Linked DNA regions of Mus musculus: region 2 is linked to region 1. A link is a loop called in an ENCODE intact Hi-C map of the cell type or tissue named here. Cell type or tissue: heart. All regions are shown on one strand.

The links. A loop is a pair of places that touch in the nucleus more often than their neighbours do. Peaks named below come from ENCODE experiments on the same cell type or tissue, not always from the same donor. Only the 100,000 strongest peaks of a DNase experiment are listed, where the experiment ranks them.
Region 2: it touches region 1 in a loop (2.3-fold over the local background); 2 of 42 quality-filtered maps call a loop at or near these places.

What each region holds. Positions count from the first base shown.
Region 1 is chr2:71,151,071-71,159,070 of GRCm38, reverse strand. It overlaps Gm39576 (a long non-coding RNA gene), which reads right to left and starts at 3,874. Exons shown (of 3, transcript XR_866408.1): 1 at 3,289-3,874; 2 at 1,881-2,166; 3 at 1-58. In heart, CTCF peaks have their summits at 3,387 (motif pointing left) and 6,721 (motif pointing left); no DNase peak of the experiment used is centred here.
Region 2 is chr2:71,271,175-71,279,174 of GRCm38, reverse strand. It overlaps Slc25a12 (solute carrier family 25 (mitochondrial carrier, Aralar), member 12), which reads left to right. Exons shown (of 18, transcript NM_172436.4): 16 at 2,376-2,534; 17 at 2,653-2,743; 18 at 3,822-4,905. The coding sequence ends at 4,020. Among named protein-coding and RNA genes, the nearest start is that of Dync1i2, 63 kb to the right of the region's middle. In heart, no CTCF peak of the experiment used is centred here; a DNase peak (open chromatin) is centred at 4,684.

The DNA.
Region 1 (8,000 bases):
ATTTGAAAGGTATTTAAATGTGACATTAGCATTCGAAGTGGATGGTGGGTTACATCACCTGTTGAAACACAAACAGAAATAATGATTTCGTTTTTCTGGCCTATTTTTTTTAAAGCTATGCTTCTCAAGAAACAACACAATTATGCTTCAGATTTCCAAAACTGGCCACCCTTGAGCAAAGGAGCTTAGGACCAGTCTTGCGCGCGCTCGACTGGCCAGGAAGAACGACGCTGCAACAGGATCCTTCTGCACACGTTTACTGGGAGAGCTTGATTGTAGAGGCGAAAAGACCTCGAGCCCAGAACTGGTGCTGCTTTTATAGGCCTAGGACAGGCGTTCTCTCTCATCTGATTGGTTAACTTGTCTCTCATCTGATTGGTTAACTTGTCTCTCATCTGATTGGTTAACTTGTCTCTCATCTGATTGGTTAACTTTTGTCAATTCTCAAAACCTCACCTTGGCAAAAGAACCTTTACTGGCTATGTATGTGTGGTGGCCAGCTGTAGCCAACTGCCACTCTGCAACTGCCACTCTGTAACTGCCACTCTGTAACTGCCATTCTGTAACTGCCACTCTAACTGCCACTCTAACTGCCACTCTAACTGCCACTCTGTAACTGCCACTCTGTAACTGCCACTCTGTAACTGCCACTCTGTAACGGCTTCCCACAGACCAGCCTGGGCCACAGTGTAAGACTCGGTCTCAAAACACAACAGAAGCTATCGCCACCACCCTCCTTGGATTTCTCATTACTAATCCAGAAGGGAAGCTGCCCACGGTGTGGCCACCTGGAAGGCAGAGAGCAAGCTGAAAATGAAGAGCTGAACAGTTTCTTCTGGAAAGCAGTTCTCCCTCCCCGTCCCCGCCCACCCTGTGAATTGGTCTGAGTGAGCATCATTGAAAGCACAAGCTCCATTTATCCCTGTCCCTTATGGGTGGGAACTGTAATGTTTGATACGATCGGGAAGTCTGAGATGAGGCACAGTCGGGTGGAGATCGATGCTGGTCCTTGCTGCTGTGTCCACGATACTACAGGAGCAGCCCAGCCTTGCTGGAGGCCCCTCTCTGTCTGTGACTACTGGGTCAGACTCAGTGTCCCATCAAATTCTACAGACCACATGGCTTCATCAAATCCAAGTATAAAAATAGCCATCCTCCTGTGTCACGTCAAACCATGAGTAATAAGTTTGCATAGCATCCCAGAGACCAGCTCCCTGTGTTTATCAACTTTCCCCGGCAGCACACAGAATGCAGAGACACTCACTGGCTTCAGCCAGAGGGAAAGGTTCTAAGCAGGGACACTCATCCTAGAGGAGGCTGGGATGGACCACCCTCTCCGTACAGGGATGTGTTCACCAATCAGAAGTTCCCTTTAACACCATCTTCTGGGGTTTGGGTCATGGTTGATTAAAATGTTGGTCCTTGGGCTGGAGGGATGGCTCAGAGGTTAAGAGCACTGAGTGCTCTTCCAGAAGTCCTGAGTTCAATTCCCAGCAACCACACGGTGGCTCACAACCATCTGTAATGGGATCCAATGCCCTCTTCTGTTGTGTCTAAAGACAGTGACAGTATACTCATATAGATTAAATATTTATTTAAAAAAAAAAAGCAAAAATAAAAAAAAGTTGTTCTGTGGCTATTGACCTCAGTTGCCTTCCCAGAGGCTTAGAATGAGTGGGCTTGCAGGCTCTAATTTGGGAGCCTATTAGGAATAACAAATGTGGTTCCTCTTACCCCCATTACAAAGGCAATCCCAAGGATTTTAAGACTTCCATGCTGTAGGGGATGGAGGACACCCTGAGGAACTGAGTTACTGTTGACGTAGGAATGGCCTTGTGAGCACTCCAATGCCTCAGCTCCACAGAAGCAGCAAACCTTACCTCAGGGGGCCTCAAGCGGTGGAGAAGCTCTGCTCAGAGGCCGGGAGATTAACTGTTCATGGATGTCCGAGCGGCACGTACAGAGACTGGATATTGAAGCTTCCTCCTGGGTGTTTACTGCCTGCGAATGCTTACGTTGGGTTCCCAATCTGGGCTCCGACCCCATCTGATCCCAGCTTTCCTGTACCTGGGCCTGCGTGTGTGTTCTTCCTTTATTCCCACAAATCCTCCAGTCTGGATTCCAGGACTCAAGCCATTCAGTACTACGTTAGGAACTAGAGACACCCTTAAGACACAAATTATAGAACCTTTAGTTACGTATTTTGGATTGTTCATAAAGCACAATTTAAAATTTCACACTGATATTCTACAAACATATCTTGAGCATCAATTAGATTATCTTATCAGAGTCTCCCAGTGCCCTGAGAACTCTAAAGACAGGCGTCTTTAAGTCCATCACAGGAACAAGACAGCCGGGATCTTAAATCCTCTGGAAAAGCTCCGGTCGGAGCCTAAGTCCTTGAGCTTCAAAACCAGGGCTTCCTGCCAACCACAGAACCTCCCATGACTTGCCCTCTGCACATCCCAGGCCCATTCAGAATGCTTACACATGAAAATGTGAGCCTCCGTTACTTTGAAAATAAAGCACTATCCGCCCTGACGTATCTGAAGACCACTGTCCTCTGAGAAGCTCAGGCTCCCGAGGAGCCAGAGCCTGGCTGGGCTCTTCTCAGTTGCATGGATGTCAGCCATAACAAGCTATGAGAGGAGCCACCCACAACTCTTTGTAGCTTACAGGTCAAATATCCTGCCACTTAGTCTAGTGCTTCTCTTTGAATATTCTAAATGAGGGCTTCCCTTGACATGAGTTATCTGATACCTAATGCCCCGTTGAAATTAGTTTCTTTTTAAAATACACTATTTTTTTTTAGAGTGTGTTTGTGTCCATAGTAACACTGCATGGAGGTGCCCAGAGTCCCTGTATCTTTGTCTTCATACATGTGACATAAGTGGTGTATAGTCCATGGATTTGGAGTATGTATGAGCATAGGTTCATGTGTGCATACATGTGAATGTGTATGTTCCTATATATGTGCATATGTATTATATATATATACACATATGTATATGTATATATATAATACACACACATTATTCTATATTCTATATTCTATACTCTATATATTATCTTTGCCCTAAAGCCCTTTGTGTTCTCTGTCACACTATCTTGGACACCTGACAATCTTTTATATTCTGCATAGCTCTACCTGGTCATGCTTTCAAATAAAGTTTTACCATCAGATATACAAAGAGAAGAGCAGTTGGGAGCTTTATTATACATCAAATGATTGCTGTATTGTAATTGTGATTAGAATTCCAATGCCAGCTCTCAAAGAAACAATCAAACCTGGTTCTGCAGCTAAACCTTCAGGTTGGCTTAGAAGCCAGAGAGGTGGCCTCTCCTTCCGCGGCCATTGGCAGTCATGGGGTTGCTGCCACCTGGTGGCTATTGCTTGTAGTGCAGCGAGCGAAGCCGTCCTAGCCAGAGTGAGCAGCCAGGGAAAAAGGACCTGCAGTCAGTCACATTGATAATGCTTCAGCTGAGCGCTCTTATTACCTGGGAAGACCAAGAGCCCGTGCGGTTTATTATGGGTTTGTGCTGTTTATTAATCCACAACAGTATTGTTTTTGATAGACAACCTAAGATTAAGGCTAATAAAGGACTCTGGAATGTGGACTCGATAATTTTGTTGGCTTGAGAACAAAGAAGAAAGTCAGTAAATAGTACCTGGATCCTCCAGTAATTACTCCATCTTATAAATTACTGTTTTCTCCTATTCCAGCCCACAGTCTGTCATTCTTGAAAGTATGATATATTAATTTTGAGCTAAGCAATATCCACAGGGAGTAATCAGAGTTGGCACCGTACAGGTGTTTCCCAATGAAAAAGGTTACTATTGGAATTATTTATAAACGCATCAGAAAGCTGAATGTTAACCGAATGATTTCTCATCTGCTCATCAAACGCAGGAGTTATATATGCACCAAATGGCTCCCTCCGTCTGACATTCCAAAGGTCATGCTCACCTCCTTCAGGGTGAGAGTACCCTGCCGTGTTATCTTTCTGATTTCTCATTTTCAAAGTTAGTTTTAATTTGCTTATTACAGCATAGTTAACTCCCTTGAATATTTCATGTTCATCATTCCTATTAATTTTTATATATGTCATATATATAATATCCATACGCAGTATCTGATCTCATGTTTTAAGGTTTTGTTTAAATAGAATCTGCTCGTCTGCCTGTGCTCTCCCTGCCTCTCCCCCCAACCCCTGCCTGCCTCATACAGCCCTGACTGGCCTGCAACTCACTATGTAGCCAAAGCTGACCCAGAACACCTGATCTTCTGCCTCAACTTCCTGAGTACTGGGACTAGAGGTGTTGTCTTAGTTAGGGTTTTACTGTTGTGAACAGACACCATGACCAAGGCAACTCTTCTAAGGACAACATTTAATTGGGGCTGGCTCACAGGTTCAGAGGTTCAGTCCATCATCATCAAGGCAGGAACATGGCAGCATCCAGGCAGGCATGGTGCAGGAGGAGCTGGGAGTTCTACATCTTCATCTGATGGCGGTTAGTAGAAGACTGACTTTCCAGATAGCTAGGATAAGGATCTCAAAGCCTACACCCACAGTGGCACACCTATTCCAACAAGGCCACACCTTCTAATAGTGCCACTCCCTGGGCCAAGCATATACAAACCATGACAGGTGTATACTACCAGGCCCTGGTTTATAAAGGACTGAGAATTGAACCCAGGGCTTCATATATAGCAGATACAAAATCTGCCAATATGCCACCAGCTCCTGCATCTTTGTCTGTAACTTGATTTGCTCTCAGTCATCATCATGGTTGAGAGACACATGCAAATCCATAGGTTCTTTCTGTACAGCTTTCTGTCATCCTTACACAACAGTGGCTAGTGTCAATCCTCATGACAAAGAGAAGAATGCAAGAGCCGTGTCCCCTTCTGTGATCTTGTTTGAGAAGTCTGATAGTGTCTTAGTTAGGGTTTCTATTGCCCTGATGAAACACCGTGGCCAAAAGAGCAAGTTGGGGAGAAAAGGATTTATTTGGCTTATACTTCCACACCACTGTTCATCAGGACAGGAACTCATACAGGGCAGGAATGTGGAGGCAGGAGCTGGTGCAGAGGCCATGGAGGAGTGCTGCTTACTGGCTTGTTTCCCTGGCTTGTTCAGCCTGCTTTCTTATAGACCTCAGGACCACCAGCCCAGGAATGGCACCACCCACAATGGGCTGGGCTCTCCCATGTCAATAATTAATCAAGAAAATTCCTTACAGCTGAATCTATGGAGGCATGGCCTCAATTGATGTTCTCTTCATTTAGATAACTCTAGCTTGTGTCCAGTTGATATACAACTAGCCAGGACATAAAATATCACTTCTACCATGGTCAGTCTGTTGAAAACAAGTCATGGAGATCTCGCTGTTCAAGGGAATGAAGCTGGGCTCTGCCTTCTGTTGAGAAAACTCATTAAAGAATCCTTAGCTACATTTTAAGGCCGTTACAGTTATCCCACAGAACGTAAGTTATTTTCATTTTCCTCTGGCTGCAAAATGTACTCACTACCCACCTTAAGCCCCTTAACCAACACAGCTCCTGTGGTGCTAGACTCAAGCCTGAGGTCCACAACCTTGACATTGAAATCAAGTCTAGAGGTGGTGAGGCTCTTCAGGTACCGCTGACTCAAAGAGGGGTGAAATAATTGAGCCTTGTTCATCTAAACAAAAGACTGGAGCTTCTAGGGAAACAGAGGTGCCACAGGCTCTGGGAGGCTTAGGAGGGACCAGAGCTGTTCTCTGACGAATGTAGATTCTCCCAAGCAACAGCCAGCAGTGACATCACACCCCCCTCTTCCTTTTCTAAACAAAATGTTAGGGGTCAGGAGAAGAGAAACCTTTGTCTGCATTCACTATTTATGATTATAGATAGGTGGTCTATGAATTTTTGTGGGTTTCCTTCCACAAAAGACCAGCTCTTCAGAGCTCTTCTGTATCTATAAGCTTTCTAAATACAAAACAGAAAAATGCCAAAGGAAAGCATTTAGGGCTTTCTTTACCCTCCCATGAGAGTTTTCTTAGATGGCTTCTTGCTCTTAGGCAGCTGAGATTTGAAACCCTGAATGTGCCTTTCGGTCCAAGCTGATTGTCATTCATTGGAAAACAAAAAAAAAATAGACTTTTTATGAATTGATTTCTAGCCAACTCTGTTGGGCAAAAAGGGTGTTGCACACCCTTCCTCTTCTCTTAGAACCCCTAAAGCTTCTATGGGGCTCCCTTAAGGTGTGTGAGCCTCTTGTCTGCATGAAAGGTCTCTGAAGCCATCCTAAAACATCTAAGGCAGTCAACAGTCATGTGGGTGAAGCCTGCACTTTGACTAGCAGCATGCTGGCTTTGGCTCCCTGGATTCTGTTTCACTAGCTGTTGAAACGGTTCCCTCTTCAGTCTGTTTCCTTCCTCCTGGATTTTACTACAGGCATTGTGCCTCCCATCCCAGGCCTGAAACAATCCCTCAGGCAGACCATCATTTTCTTCTCCTGACCATAGGTGACAATATCGCCAAACTGTTGCTCCTCTGTTCACTTCCCAGTGACATTTTCCTACATTAATCCCAAACTAATAAGTCAAGAACAACGAGGCTGGAGATGCATTAAGAGCATTGGTTGCTCTTCCAGAGGACCAAGTTTAGTTCTCGGCACCTACAGCAAACGGCTCATAGTAGCCCTGGAACAGTAGTTCCAGGGAATCTGCCTCCCTCTTCTGGCTTCTGAGGGTACTGCAAACATGCACACACACAAAAATCATCATCATCAATTAATAATAATAATAATAATAGTAATAATAATAAGCAATGAAGCTTTCAATAACACTTCCTTGAAGACCTTGTATCTCCCATCCAGTCCTAAAGCCATTGTTGCATTTTCTGTTTTTGTTATGGTTAAAATAACTCAAAACAGCTACATCTATCTGCTTATGAATCTATAGGCTGGGAAGAATTTGGAAGGACACCTTCCTGTTCTCTCCTCAGCTGAGGTGGTCAGAGATAGGATAATGTGAAAACACACATATTAGTGACAATGCCAGCAGAGATCTGGGGACTCATCTGGAACTGCTGTCACACGCCAGCTGTGACTGTTCCATGCAGCCACTATTCAATTTGGCTTCACCAAATGATAAAGTGGTTGGGTTCCCGGGAAACAGCTCCCAAAAAGAAAACACCAGAATTAGCACAGTACTTTTGGGTTTGGTGGTGGGTACCTGTAATCCTGGCCCTTGTGAGGCTGAGGCCAGAGGATTGCCTTGTGTTTGAGATTTTGATTTCAAGGCCAGCCCAGGCTAAATATAGACAGACCCTGTCTCACAGACTGGAAACAGCATTGACACAAAGAAGTTACATAGTATCTTCGTCTACTTTGATTTTGATGTTGCTATAATAGAATACCCTGACAAAAGCAAATTATGGGAGAAAGTTTATTTCAGCTCATGGTTCCAGGTTGTTGACCCATCCACCAAAGTCACAACAGCAGGAACTTGAGGGAGTGGGTTGCATCCACAGTCAAGAATAGCCAGCAAATGCATGCCTGCTGGAGGTCAGCTAGCAATGCATGCCTGCTGGAGGTCAGCCAGCAATGTATGCCTGCTGGAGCTCAGCTAGCAATGCATGCCTGCTGGAGTTCAGCACACTCTCTTCTTTTCATTTAATCTGGGGCCTCATTCATGACATGATGTTATCCATACTTGGTGTGCCTATCCACCGCGTCCCTTACCCCAATTAAGAAAACCCCTCACACGCCATATCCACAGATCAACGTAATCTAGATCTTTCATTGAGACTCCCTGTCCAGGGAATTCTAGGTTCTAGACTGTAAAATTGAGAGTTAAAGCTAACCAGCACACACAGTACTAGACCTGCGCCCCTCGTTTTTATTTTATATTTTATTTTATTTTATTTTAACAAGTGAATTGCTAAGTTTTGCTCACCTTTAAGGGGTAAGAACTTACTTCATCTTAAAATTTTTTATTACCTTTTTAATTA
Region 2 (8,000 bases), 120 kb before region 1:
TGATAAGCAGTCTCTGCCTGCCCTTAGGATTGTCCTGTAGGGTAGTGCGTTCCCACTCTGGCTCAGAAGCTGAGCTTCACGAAACTCTCGCTTCTTGCCACCACAGGTTAGACCAAAGCAGCACCCTGAAGCCCTCAACTCCTTTCTCAGCGTTCAGTTTGGTTAATGGATGCTTAAGTTGCTTACCCCCTCTGCGATAGGCTCAGTGCTTCTGGAGGGTGGGGCTTGCATTACGTCCTTCCTGCCTTCCCTGTGCGGCCAACATAGGAGTAGAGGCTCAGGCAAAAGACACCAGATTAGGCCCAGGAGAGTCTACCAGGGGGAGCAGCCTGGCAGGAAGAACTGACTCAGCAGTAGCTGGGGTGAAAGGGGTTGAATGCGTGTGTGTCCCTGTCCTTCCTTACTCCTGAGTTACCAGGGAACTGACTTGGAACAACAGGGAGCAACCAGGCATCCTTACATTCAGCAGCACAGAGGAGTGACAGCAGAAGGAAACGGTTCATTAGGCTTCCTCACAGCTAGTAACGAACCCACACAAAACTCACAGACTCAGGACTAGGACTAGACTCTGGTCCCTGCTTGGGGTTTATTTTAGATTTATTTACATGTGGGAGGCAGAGACAGGCAGAACTCTGTGAGTTTGAGGTCAGCCGGGTCTATATAGTGATTAGTTCCAGGACAGCCAGGGCTACCTTGTCTCACAACACAAAAAACCAAAAGATTTATTTACTTTTATGTTCATGTTTGCCTGCATGTATGTATGTATGTACACCATGTGCATACCCGTTGCTGAATGAGGCCAAAATTGGGTATCAGATACCCTGGGGCTGGAGTTATAGATGGTTGCAAGCCATGAGGATTCTAGGAATCAAACTTGGGTCCTCTGAAAGAGCAGCCAGTGCTCTTAACCACTGAGGCATCTCTCCAACCCCACTGCTTGGCTCTTAATTACTGAGTTATCTTCTACTACTTGTCCTAAGTATGGTGTGTTAGGAGCCCTGGGTCCTGGCAGTGTTGAGATGAATACACTGTTCTTGTTTATGACAACAGAGGACAACTTAAAAACAAACAAGCAAACAAACCAACAAAGAAAAACAAGAAAACAGGGCTTTGAGCCCTTGTCTGGGGTCCTGCAAATGCCTTGGCCTCCGTCATTTGTGAGCTTGGTTGAATGAAAACAGCCAGTGATGCCGGTTTAACCTGGCACCAAGTCCCCCCCCCCCCCCCCGCCTCGCCACCCTCCCCAGCTCCTTTCTTGTCCTCATTAGACTGTTAGGAAGGGGATAACGGCCAGGCTTCCAGTGGGCAACAAACAGAACCACATAAACAGTTACCAAGTCACACCAGCTTATAGACATTGGACCTATTTTCAGAAAGAGGCGAGTTTTTCTAATTATTACCAGGCATGCTTCGCTAGCAGGTACTGAGAGCATTTGAAGACCTGTCCCAGGAGGCATGCAGCTCACCTGCTTCCCTCTGAGCAGGGTGCTGGGCTGATCCAAGGGACATACTGGCATCATTCTCTCATGGAGCCCCTCAGAGCCCCTCAGAGCCACAAGCTCCATCTGCCTAGCGATGGTGAGACAGTGAGATTTGGGCCAAATTGAATTCCTTCCCCCTGGGGAAGGTCATGCTGCTCTCTCAAGGTCTGTTTTGTTTTATGAACAAAACCTATGCTTGAGAAATCCATCTTCCGTGTCCTGCTGCTGCTGCAGCATCTCAGGTGACCCCAGGGAGCTGTGGCATGTGTGTGTTGGGGAAGGGTGGCCTCTGAATGATCGGTTCCTCTGCTGCTCTTTAACTGGATGCCTGGCCGGCTCTCACTGAGGTTGTAATGACTGCCACACTGACTGTCACATGAGCAGGTCTGAAAGGAGGCTTGCAGCCTCTCCCTTAGCACCTCAGACTGGCAAGTGCTTGATGCTTTTGACCCTCACTCACCCCACAGTGTGGTTGGCAAGGATCAACCAAGACCACGCACGATGCTTTGATGCCACATGCAATCTGTGGTGCATTAAACAGATGTCACAGGAGAAAATACTTGCATCCTATTTAAAGATGAAAAGCCTAAAGGTTGTTAAGGCCGGGAAGGGAACGTGGCGATTCCTACCTACCTCTAGCAGTGCTTCTCTCTCTCATTGTTCTCTGGGATGGGACATTAGAGACATTTCCTTAATTCAGAAAGAAAAACAAAACCTTTCCACCCCAATTCTACTGAAACCAGCAGCCAACCGGCAGGCTTGCTGACACTTCTTTCCACATGCGCCTCCGTATCTGTGTAAGGAGCTCTGAGTACCCCTTGGGTTACAGTTGTGGACTTTCTTATTGGATGTATGAAGTCCTTAGGAGGATTAAATGTGGCTTTCTCCTCAAAGGCGTACCTGCTGCTTCTCTGGTGACCCCTGCTGATGTCATCAAGACAAGACTGCAAGTGGCCGCCAGGGCCGGCCAGACAACATACAGCGGGGTCGTCGACTGTTTCCGAAAGATTCTCCGGGAAGAAGGGCCCTCGGCATTTTGGAAAGGGACTGCAGGTAGATGCTGGGGTGGTCCTCCAGCCTGGCTGTCTGGCTGTCCTGCCCTGACACTCTCAGGTCACCTCGTAACAGCATCCAGGTGTTAAGTGTACCCTACCCTGTCTGTCTTTTCCAGCTCGGGTGTTTCGATCCTCACCTCAGTTTGGTGTCACTCTGGTTACCTACGAGCTTCTGCAGCGGTGGTTTTACATAGATTTTGGAGGCCTGTAAGTACAGCTACTTCTCTTCACAAAGTCACCAAATCCACATACGTGTTTGTTCTGTTTATAGAGCCACTTTGGGAATGCTGAGAAACGGGACACAGTGGGGTTCTTTAAGACCAATGCATGGAAAGCAATGGGCTGTAAAGCCTTCCACATTAAGAGAGGCAAATCACTGTTAGTTGGATTATTTAATATGACCAGAAACAACCTAAGTGTGTACTAGTCACACTCCTGTGATTGCTCCTCATCGTTTTTACATTTAGGAGATCTCATTGCTTCCCATCACTTAGTACCTAGATGTTCACACAGCTAGTTCACACACCGGTTTCCAAGAGAGGTTACCCAACGAGTCAACCATTGTAGAGTGCAGGCCCCAAACTGAGCTGCTCCAAATGCAGCACACAAAGCTTCCCCTGGGGAGACAAGCAGTTGCTTGCTGAGTCTGCAGGGAAGTTGTACCCAAAGCAAGCGAGCAATTATTAACTGTTGGGCAGAAGCCTGGGCACTGCGTGTCTTTATGTCATAACCCTGTGATCCTGCTGAAAGCCTCAGTAGGGGAATAGCTGCTGATCCAAGTAGTGGAGCGACCAGCATACGGAAAAGATGCAAGGACAGCAATTTTCTCATCCCAGCGTACAAATACTGTGTCTTGAGAGATTGTAGAAGCAAGAACTAAATTTGTTTCTCTTTTGGTGATAAGCATTATGAGCCCATTATTCAAGAAGCTTTAAAATTAAATCAATACATATACCTTTACATTTCATGTATGCTTCCTGCATAGTAATAGAAAATAGAAAAATCTACAAATAGCCAGCTTCCCAAAGACTATTACTAATGGAGTGCATTTTCTCTTCCGTTTATTTTTCTGCCCTCAAGTCTGCTCATAAGCAGTGGGGGTGGGGCCGTTTGTCTTCTCTATGACGTATGTGAAAGCAATGCTGTGGTGACGCTGGATATCATGATTGATGCAGGAGACATGGAGAGAGCTGAGAGAGCCTTCTCCATGGGGTGTGGCTGTCACAGACCCCGCTCAAAGTGTAAGCCCTGAGATCCCTAACGGTCTGCTTTTTCCTGTTCACAGCAAACCTTCTGGCTCAGAACCAACGCCAAAGTCCCGCATCGCAGACCTCCCTCCTGCCAACCCCGATCACATCGGTGGCTACAGACTTGCCACGGCCACTTTCGCTGGCATTGAAAACAAGTTTGGCCTTTACCTCCCCAAGTTTAAGTCTCCTAGCGTAGCTGTGGCTCAGCCCAAGGCGGCAGCAGCAGCCCAATGACATAGCAAGTACAGACCGAGGCCCAGGAGAACGGGCGGTACCGTGTCCAGTCAGCTGCATGGTACTGTCAGCGCTGGGGTCAACCACTTTCTATACGACCTATACATGTATTGTTTATAAAGTGATCATACGCCCAGGGAGAGCCGCAGTGCAGTTTCAAGCTTTAGTCTTTACGTGTTGAAATGTTTTCTGAGCCTTGGCATGAATTACGTGTTCTAGACTCTGCTTCGCACAGCTTGTACCTACAGTGACTGTACATATTGTACATCTTTGTACAGAGACACCTCGGCACCTCATCCCAACAAATCACGTTTATAAACATGAAACGCTGTTCTGAGTGGCTTGAACTGTACAGAAGGTTTTGAAAGTGTTTTATTATGAATCATGTAAGAATAAATGTACTAAAGTTAAATTCATTCTCCTCCTGATGACTTATGGAAATCAAGCAGCCATGTTTGAATGTATCCAGTTTCAGTTTGTTTTCCATTCGCGACTAGGAAGGTATTTGCTGATACAAGGCAGAGCGAAACTTAATGCTCACCACATTAAATAAGAAACGCGTGGGAAGGGTGCTTGCCCGTGGATGCCAGAGGATGAGCCGGTGACTCACGGGCTGCTGTGTTTCCAGTCGTTTGTAGCTGAGTGTAATCCTCCTGTCAGCTGGAAGCAGCTCCTCATGCGCGCGCGCACACACACACACACACACACACACACACACACACACACACACACACACACGAACGGGATGGGCTCCAGCAAGGCTCGCTTAGTTCTGCTTTTCTCCTATGCAGCAAGGTCAAGGTCAGGATGTTGCAAGAGTAAAGTTTGGAAGTTTCCCTTCGTAAAGTATGATACGAATCAAAAATAAAAGCACACCAAAATGTCTGCATGGAGTTGGTTTCCTTCCTAGGTCTCCTCTCGGGGCTTTTTTGTCTGCACTCGCCTGCTCCTAGGGGATGCATATTTTGTTACAGAAGGAACTCGGGTGGAGTGAGGGAGGGAAGCGGGGAGGTTCCTACATGGTGATTTTGTGAGCCTGGGTCCTTGCTAGGAGTTCAGATGGAGATGACTTCCTCAGAAGGTCTCTCTCTCTCTCTCTCTCTCTCTCGTGTGTGTGTGCACACACACACACATGCCCATATTTACTCTTTAACAATTGCTTCTGACCTACAGCCACATTTACTGTGGCTGTTACTTGATAGCTGGCAACATCAGGACTTACTAACTTTAGCGAATAGCTCTGGGAAAGCACGGCTGTGGCCATGGCTGTGAGGATATATGCAGATATCATTAGAGGTGAACCTGGAGATGGCCCAAGTCACCAAGTGCCCCTCACAGTGCTCACCAGTTGGTGGCTGACAACCCTGTATCTGCAACTCTGAGCTTTCTTGAAACCCTAAGAACAAAAGATATTTGAAAGCTGGCTATTTCTAAATGTGTTGGATTAGTCCCATTAGAACTGAACACACAGCATAATTAATTGTTCTTGCTATGCTTGTTAAAATTATACAAGTAGTTCAAGGACATGAAATTACATGTGTGTCTGTGTGTGTGTGTCTGTGTGTGTGTGTGTGTGTGTGTGTGTAAGACGATGACAAAGTGCCCTCGCTACCTCCTCTTCAACCAGCATTCCTGTCATCCTTTGCTGAGAGGTTAGAGCATAAATTTGTGATCTGTTTTCCATACATCTCCATATGTACATATTTATATATTTAGAACCAGGGCTATGCAATGTATGTGTGATTCCGTGACTTGGTTTTCTTAGTATGTCCCTGAGCTCTTTCCACATCAGTTTATAGAAAGTGTATCCTGTTTCTAGTAGCTGTGTATTATTTCACTGTATGGATTATGAAGCCTTTTTAAAATAGTCATTTCATTATTATTAACAACACTGTAGTTAGAGGAGAATATCTCTGTGTGTGTGTCATGATATGTTATTGTATATTAGTATTTGTTAGGGACTAATTCATAAAATAGACGGGTTTTTTATTTTGTATACATCTCGCCACATTGCTGTTCACAGAGGTCTCAATCTCCTGCCCCATGGGCAAGTTAAGATTGCCCGGTTCACAGGCAGATCATAAACAGAGGTCACTGTTGCAGTTTTTATTTTTCTAATTGCTAATGGGCTTGAATGAATGTCTTTTTATTGTTTGTTTGTTTTTTGAGACAGGGTCTCACTCTTGCAACCTCAGAGTCTGGGAACTCCCTATGTGGATCAGGCTAGCCTTGAACCTGTGGTAACCTTTGGTCTCCCCAATAAGGTGCTGGAATTGTAGGTGTGGGCAGAACATTCGCTGTCTTTTCATTTTTACTGGTCATCTGTACATTTTCTTTTTGTAAAATATACAGAAGGCATATGAAGTATCTAAGGCATAGACACAGAAAAGTGCATACAGGTTAAAATAGTACTCATGCGATGACCAGGTCAAGAAATACAACATTCTCAACCAGCCAGAAGTACCCGTGCACTTCTCCCCAGTCTTTACCCCATCCCCTTACCATGTCTTCATTTCTGCTTGGTTTTCCTGCTCACATATACATCCTTAAATACTGTGGTCCTCTTCCCCCTTTTTGAGACAAGATCTACCGTGGTCCAGGCTGGCCTCTTGGATCTACTTTCATCCAGGCTGGCCTCTTGACTTGTTTCTTGTGCATCAATGATGCACATATGTCTATGTGTATGCGAATATGTACACATGTCACAACACATGTGTGGTTGAGAGGATAACTATTGAGAATAAGTTTTCTCCACTTTCCATGTGGGGTCCGGGATTTGAACTCAGGTCTTCAGGTTTGGGCAGCAAGAGCTTTTACCGGAGCCATTTTGCCAGCCCTGACCTATTCTTATTTATTTTTTTGAAATTTGTATGAATGAAATTGAGACTTCTTGTGCTAAATACATATGAGAGTTTGTCCATTCTATTATAGGATGCATTATTCTTTACTTTCGATCTTAGTCTTGACTGACATTTGTTTTCCCAGTTTGTGATTATTATAGACAACGCTGCTATAGATAATGTAGACATCTATTCTTCACTGTGCCTCTTTTTTAAAAATGTGTGTGTGTGTGTGTGTGATGCACCATATGCATGTCAGTGGCTCCAGAGCTCAAAAAAGTGCCAGACCCCCTGGAGCTAGAGTCACAGGTGATTGTGAAATGTCGAACGAGGGTGCTGGGAATCAAACCCAGGTTCTCTGTAAGAGCAGAAAGTCCTTTCAACTGCTGAACCATCTCTTCAGCCCATGATATTCTTCATGTTTTGGATACTACTATGTGTTTGTCTTACACATTTTCCTACTTTGTGCCATGTCTTTTTATGATGGTTTTGATATACTAACATTTTAATTTTAATATGTCCAAATGTATTGGTATTTTTGTTAGCTTGTTGAGCATCTCATTAAAAAAATTATTCTTTATTGTTCTGGGACTGTTGCTGAGAGACAGCATGCTTGCCTAGCGGCTACAAGACCCTGGGTTCACTCCCCAGAACCACCAGAGGGTAAACACCAGACCTCTAGGTAAAAATGATAAAGTTATTTTCTTGTTATACAGTTTAGAGTGTTGCCTTTCACATTCAGGTTCCATGCAGTTTGGACCTCTCCTCGTGTCTCTGGCAATGTGGGGCAGACCTTTGTTTCTCTGATTGGCAGCCAGGCTTGCCAGCACTGTTTATTGAACGCCTGTCCTTTCCCAGCGGCTCTGGAGCATCATCGTTGTTGTTCACTAAGAATCAGCCTGGGCTTCACTGTCTCTGGGCTCCTTGCTGTAGGGCTCTCCTGTCTTAGATGCAGGTTCTCGCCCTACTCTGTTCATTTCTGTATCCAGTACAATGCACGCTCCTGATACACAGTGTGGTACTCGTCTCTCCTGTTGTTTGAGAGCTATGATTCTTCCTGGTTCTTCGCTCTTCTATGTATATTTTATCAGCTTATCAAAACCGTTTTAAAAGCACTGATAATTTAAACAGTAATGAATC